2 separate regions of the Homo sapiens genome follow, and region 1 is linked to region 2. The links are chromatin loops, found by intact Hi-C in ENCODE. Cell type or tissue: tibial artery. All regions are shown on one strand. Each heading gives the region's core, and the rest is flanking DNA. Links, peaks and the distances in the headings are about the cores only. Region 1 has its middle 8.0 kb from the start of UQCRHL. Region 2 has its middle 9.5 kb from the start of SRARP.

Region 1 (2,907 bases), core at 84-2,583, 180 kb after region 2:
TGAGGCAGGAGAATCGCTTGAACCCGGGAGGCAGAGGTTGCAGTGAGCCGGGATCACATCATTGCACTCCAGCCTGGGCAACAAGAGCGAAACTTCATCTCAAAAAAAAGAAAAAAAAAAAGCTCAGTTCTCAGAAAATCTTAGAAGCCAAGTTCAGACTAAGGAAAGATATTTGCTGAGTAATGTGACTTGGTCCCCTTCCTTGTAAAGCCAGAAGTACCATATGTGTTTTTCTAAATAGCCCCACCAGATTTGTCTAGACATGACTGTGCCTCACGAAATTAACCATTCTGCCTCCGGGGATTTATGCATTCTCAGTGATGTTTCTCTCCATCATCTGATGTGATAGTCTGTACAAGTTTCCTATGGCCCAGTTCTGGGTCATGTTGAAGGATCGTGCCACATAATCTTAACTACTTTTTCCCCCACTGCCTTGTTCAACAACAATGGTAACACCCACAAAATATATTTGCCCTCACAGCAACACCAGTCCATCTTGCACCTGCACAGGACACTTTTTAATCTGAAGGATCTCAAAGCCCTTTGCATACATTAATTGTACTTCATAAATACCTCATTGCTTGCAAGCCCTACTAGCCCCATTTTATTACTGGACATCCCAGAATAAAGAGATGGAACCTCTAGTCTACTCAGAAAAGGACAAACCTGGGTCACGAGTCTACTTAAAACTGTCCCTTGGGCTCTCTGAGATCTAATTTTCTCCCTCTTCATGTTCCCCCAGTGCTCAGGAAACACTTAAAAGTATCTCTGGGGGCCGGGCATGGTGGCTTACAGCTGTAATCCCAGCACTTTTGGGAGGCCGAGGCAGGCAGATCACGAGGTCAGGAGATTGAGATCATCCTGGCCAACATGGTGAAACTCGTCCCTACTAAAATACAAAAAATTAGCCAGGCGTGGTGGCGTGTGCCTGTAGTTCCAGCTACTTGGGAGGCTGAGGCAGGAGAATTGCTTGAACCTGGGAGGCGGAGGTTGGTTGAAGTGAGCAGAGATCGAGCCACTGCACTCCAGCCTGGCAACAGAGCGAGACTCTGTCTCAAAAAAAAAAAAAAAAAAAAGTTTCTCTGGGTGGTTCTCTCAAATGCCTGTCTTGCCTTTGCCACTGATGTGGCCTCAGTGCTTTCCAGTCTAGCTAAATGTGGGGATTGTTTGTGCTTGAATTCACCTTTGTTGACAATTTGTCAAAAAAAAAAAAAAAAGGAAAACCTCTTACATTTACACTGGTGTGAATGCATATATATCATCATCAGAAGCAGTTGAGACACTTTCTAATGCATTTTTCTTTTTTTCGTTAGGACAGGACGATATATTCACTCTATTTTTGGGTCTCAGATAAGAGATTGTATTTTGGAGTCATCTTAACGAGTGCTGCCCTCTCGAGGTCACAGCTGCATCTGTGTGCAGCTGCTAGAACCTAGGTTAGACAAGAGTGAGAATGAGCAGAGATGAGGCATATAAAAGGACCAAGTAGCCATTGTCATGAGAAGCTGAGAAACCTTTGTTTAGCTGCTTTTATATGGTAATGAAGTGAAAAGAGCACCAATAGGGAGCCAGAGTTATTTCTGCCATTGACTCTGTGTATGATCTTAGGCCACTCATTTTCTCTGTGCCTCAAATTTCCCATCAATAGAAGGGGAGCTACTGGTCCAGCCCAGGGGCCAGCAAGCTTTTTTATTTTATTTTTTATTATTTATTTATTTTGAGATGGAGTCTCGCATGTTGCCCAGACTGGAGTGCAATGCAGACATAAAATATATATATATAAACAAATGAGAAAAAGTTTTATTCCCACTTTGGGAGGCCGAGGCCAGTGGCTCACCTGAGGTCAGGAGTTCAAGACCAGCCTAACTAACATGGTGAAACCCTGTCTCTACTAAAAATACAAAAATTAGCCGGGCATGGGGGCACACACCTCTAATCCCAGCTGCTCGGAAGGCTGAGGCAGCAGAATCGCTTGAACCTGGGAGGTGGAGGTTGCGGTGAGCCGAGATCGTGCCACTGCACTCCAGCCTGGGCAACAGAGTGAGACTCTGTCTTAAAAAAAAAAAAAAAAAAAAAAAAAAAAAAAGGTCAGGCGCGGTGGCTCATGCCTGTGATCTCAGCACTTTGGGAGGCTGAGGTGGGCGGATCGCGAGGTCAGGAGTTTGAGACCAGTCTGGCCAACATAGTGAAACCCCATCTGTACTAAAAAAACAAAAAATTAGCTGGATGTGGTGATGTGCACCTGTAATCTCAGCTACTCAGGAGGCTGAGGCAGGAGAATCACATGAACCTGGGAGGTGGAGGTTGCAGTAAGCTGAGATCGCACCATTGCACTCCAGCCCAGGTGACAGTGTGAGACTCTATCTCAAAAAAAAAAAAGACCGGACGCAGTGGCTCACGCCTGTAACCCCAACACTTTGGGAGGCCGAGGTGGGTGGATCACAAGGTCAGGAGTTCAAGATCAGCCTGGCCAAGATAGTGAAACCCCATCTCTACTAAAAATACAAAAATTAGCCGGGCCTGGTGGCAGGCGCCTGTAATCCCAGCTACTCAGGAGGCTGAGGCAGGAGAATCACTTGACCCGGGAGGCGGAGGTAGCAGTGAGCCAAGATTGCACCACTGCACTCCAGTCTGGGAAACAGAGCAAGACTCTGTCTCCCAAAAATAAAAAATAAAAAATTATTCCAATAAAACTTTTTTTGTGTGGACACAGATTTTTGAATTTCATACAATTTTACTTGTCATAATCAAATTATTCACAATAATCACAACATTATTTTGATTTTTTTTTTTGAGACCACATCACTCTGTTGCCCAGGCTAGAGTGTAGTGGCATGATCTCGGCTCACTGCAACCTCTGCCTCCTGGGTTCAAGCAATTCTCCTGCCTCAGCCTCCTGAATAACTG
Region 2 (2,907 bases), core at 225-2,724:
CTCCTGAGTATTTGGGATTACAGGTGCCCGTCACCATGCCCAGCAGATATCTGGGCAGCCATTTTTTGTATTTTTAGTAGAGACGGGGTTTCACCGCGTTGGCCAGGCTGGTCTCAATCTCTTAACCTCAGGTGATCCAGCCGCCTCGGCCTCCCAAAGTGCTGGGATTACAGGCATGAGCCACCATGCCCGGCCCACAAATAGCCGCCATTATGTTACCATTGCCTATAGTACTTAGTACAGTAACATGTTGCAGAGGTTTGGAACCCAGCAGCAACCAGCTCTACTATTCAGCCCAGGTGTGTGTTTGGCTGTAGCCTCTGGAGGAAGCTAAGGAGAAGTGACCTAAAGGCAGAGGGTGAGTCTGAGGTGGGATCCCAGGACAGGTACAAGAAGTTAGGCAAAAGAGGATGAAATCTGAAAAAATTTCACTATGTTAATATAATTACTGCGTTAATAACTTTAGATAATAGTTAACATTATTATTTAGTTAACAGGATTGCACCCAAGATAAATTAATTTTTTTAAAGAGATAAATTCTCATTCTGTCACCTAGGCTGGAGTGCAGTGGTGCGATCATAGCTCACTGCTTCCTGGAACTCTTGGGCTCGAGCAATCCTCCTGCCTCAGCCTCCTGATTAGGTGGGACTATAGGCACACGCCATCATGCCTGGCTATTTTTTTTTACTTTTCTCTAGAGGCAAGGCCTACCTGTGTTGCGCAGGCTGGTCTCAAACTCCTGGGCTCAAGTGAACCTGCCTCAACCTCTCAAATTGCTGGGATTACAGGTGTGAGCCACTACAGCCAGCCCACATTTCTTAGTTTGGACAAATGTGCCATGGTAATGCAAAATGTCATTACTAGGGGCAGCTGGGTATAAGGTGTAGAGTACACTACAGTGTCTTTTCAATTTTTCTGTGTATCTAGAATCATTTCAAAAGTAAACATTTATTTTAAAACGTGAAAGTGTTTATCCTTCCATGAGTGTAAAGTACAAAAGACAGGCTCATGGTGTCAACGGAAGTCAGGACACTGGTTGTGGGGCCGGGGGCGCTGGAGGGGCTGGCCATGGTTGGCTTTGTGATCTGGGGGCTGGTGTGTTCCATCTGTGAATGTCTTTCGAGCTGCACACTTACCAGGGATGTAAGTCATGTCTTAATACATTTTCTTAAGTTTAACACCAAATAAAATGAGAATGAAAAGCTTGTTTGGGTTGTGGGGATTCGGTTGTTTATCCAGTCATGAGCCCTGGCCTAGATGCTTCTAGAAGCCTGGAGGGAACTGAGAACATTCCAAGTAGAGGTGGCAGAGCCAAGGCCCTGAGGTGGGAACACACTGCTGCATGTCTCTAGCTGTGAATGGGGTCCCCTAGTCGGAAGCAGTGCTGTGTGCCCTGCAGGGCCAGCAGGTCCATGTCCACATTATGGGTCAGTGCAGTGAAAGCCAATCTCAGCCCCCTCCGCAGTGTGACCAGCCTGCCAGCAGGTGGCCAGCTGGTCCATCCCAGGGACTGGGTGCAAGTCTCTTGTCAATAGAGAGGGCGCTCAGCCATGGTGTCAGCCTAGTGAGCCTTGGTAAGGGCCCGTGCAGGATGCTGAACCTCTTCCGTCCCCATGACCGTCTCAAGACCACTTGCTCGGTGGGCGCATCCAGCAGGCGTGGTGGCCGGGAAAGAAGCAGGCTGCATCCATAGGGCGTGCCATTTTGCTCGACTCAGGACCCAGAGCATCCTCCGTAGTAATTCTCTTCGGTGGGAGCACTGGGAACTTGAGCCACAGATACCTTCCAAGTCTGAGCTGCTGAGGCGAGGGCTGCAGGGCGCCCTGCTGTCAGGAAAGCCTGCACCAGCAGCTGGAAGGCACGTGGTGGGGGCGCCTGCTGTGGCTCCAGCAGTGGCTGCGAGGCTTCGGGATCTCACCCAGCTTCTGCGAGGTGAATTGTGACAGTGCAGAGCTCCGCAGTGCCAGGGTCCCCTGCATGGTCATGCTCACTGCAGCTGGGAGCCCACCACACCCCTGGTGCCCCTCACTTCCCAGGGCTGGGGTCTAGTCCAGACCCCTCTTGGCTTGGGAATTGTGCCTTGGGAGGGGGACACTGTCCCACAGGTTGGGACAGAGGCCCCAGGCATGCTGCTGGCTGGCCGGGGCTGCGGGGATGCCATGCTCACCTTTCTCTCTCGTGGCCTTGATGGGACTGGCTTCCCCATTGAACGGGATTTTCCGAGGTGTCTGGGGCTGTGGTGCAGCTTGCGGGGTGCCACCCTGACCCCTTCCAGACTTGCCAGTCACTGACCACCGAGCGGGCCAGACACAGGTGCCACGCTGCAGTCGGGGTATCTCCCGACCTCCCTTTTAGTCCTGATGGGCCTGGGCAGGGCCTGGTTTCGGGGTCCCCATGGGCTTCCTGGGCTAGGCTGTCCCATGGTCCTGGGGCTGTCCAGGACACATTTGGAAGGGACTTGGACCCAGCAGCTCTGTTCAAAATCATAACGGGGGGCAACGAGGGCCCCCCACATCCAGGTTCATAGGGATGGAGCCGTGGCATGGAGTTCCACTGGAGGAACCTCCAGGAAACCTGAGGTTCCCCCTGAGCCAGGGCCAGGCTGGGCACACCCTCAGTCCCCGGTGCCCCCAGAGAATGGCCTGCTGCCCTAGGTTCCATGGAAGCCCCCTCGTGCCACTGGGCCTTGGCCTCACAGATAGTCCCATCAGGACAGGGTATGAAAGGACGAGGCACCCATGGAGGGGAAGCTGACCAAACGGGCCACCCATGGCGGGGAAGCTGGCCAAATGGGCCACTGGAACCGAGTTGTTGGGCCAGGAGGGGCCTGCCTGTCCCCCTGCCAGAGGGTCTTCCTGCCAGGTGAAGCCAGCCCAGGCCTGGGTGCCAAGGACCCTTGCTCAGGTT

What was found. Hi-C counts contacts between places; a loop is a spot of excess contacts. Peaks named below come from ENCODE experiments on the same cell type or tissue, not always from the same donor. Only the 100,000 strongest peaks of a DNase experiment are listed, where the experiment ranks them.
Region 1: a loop joins it to region 2, with 3 times the contacts of the local background. A loop is called at or near these places in 79 of 110 quality-filtered maps.

The regions. Positions count from the first base shown.
Region 1 is chr1:15,814,197-15,817,103 of GRCh38, reverse strand. No RefSeq gene overlaps it. Among named protein-coding and RNA genes, the nearest start is that of UQCRHL, 8.0 kb to the right of the region's middle. In tibial artery, for the core only: a CTCF peak has its summit at 1,388 (motif pointing left); no DNase peak of the experiment used is centred there; H3K27ac peaks cover 763 bases.
Region 2 is chr1:15,993,299-15,996,205 of GRCh38, reverse strand. It overlaps the pseudogene TBC1D3P6. Among named protein-coding and RNA genes, the nearest start is that of SRARP, 9.5 kb to the left of the region's middle. RefSeq lists a silencer at 1,414-1,563 and an enhancer at 1,470-2,310. In tibial artery, for the core only: a CTCF peak has its summit at 1,484 (motif pointing right); a DNase peak (open chromatin) is centred at 1,483.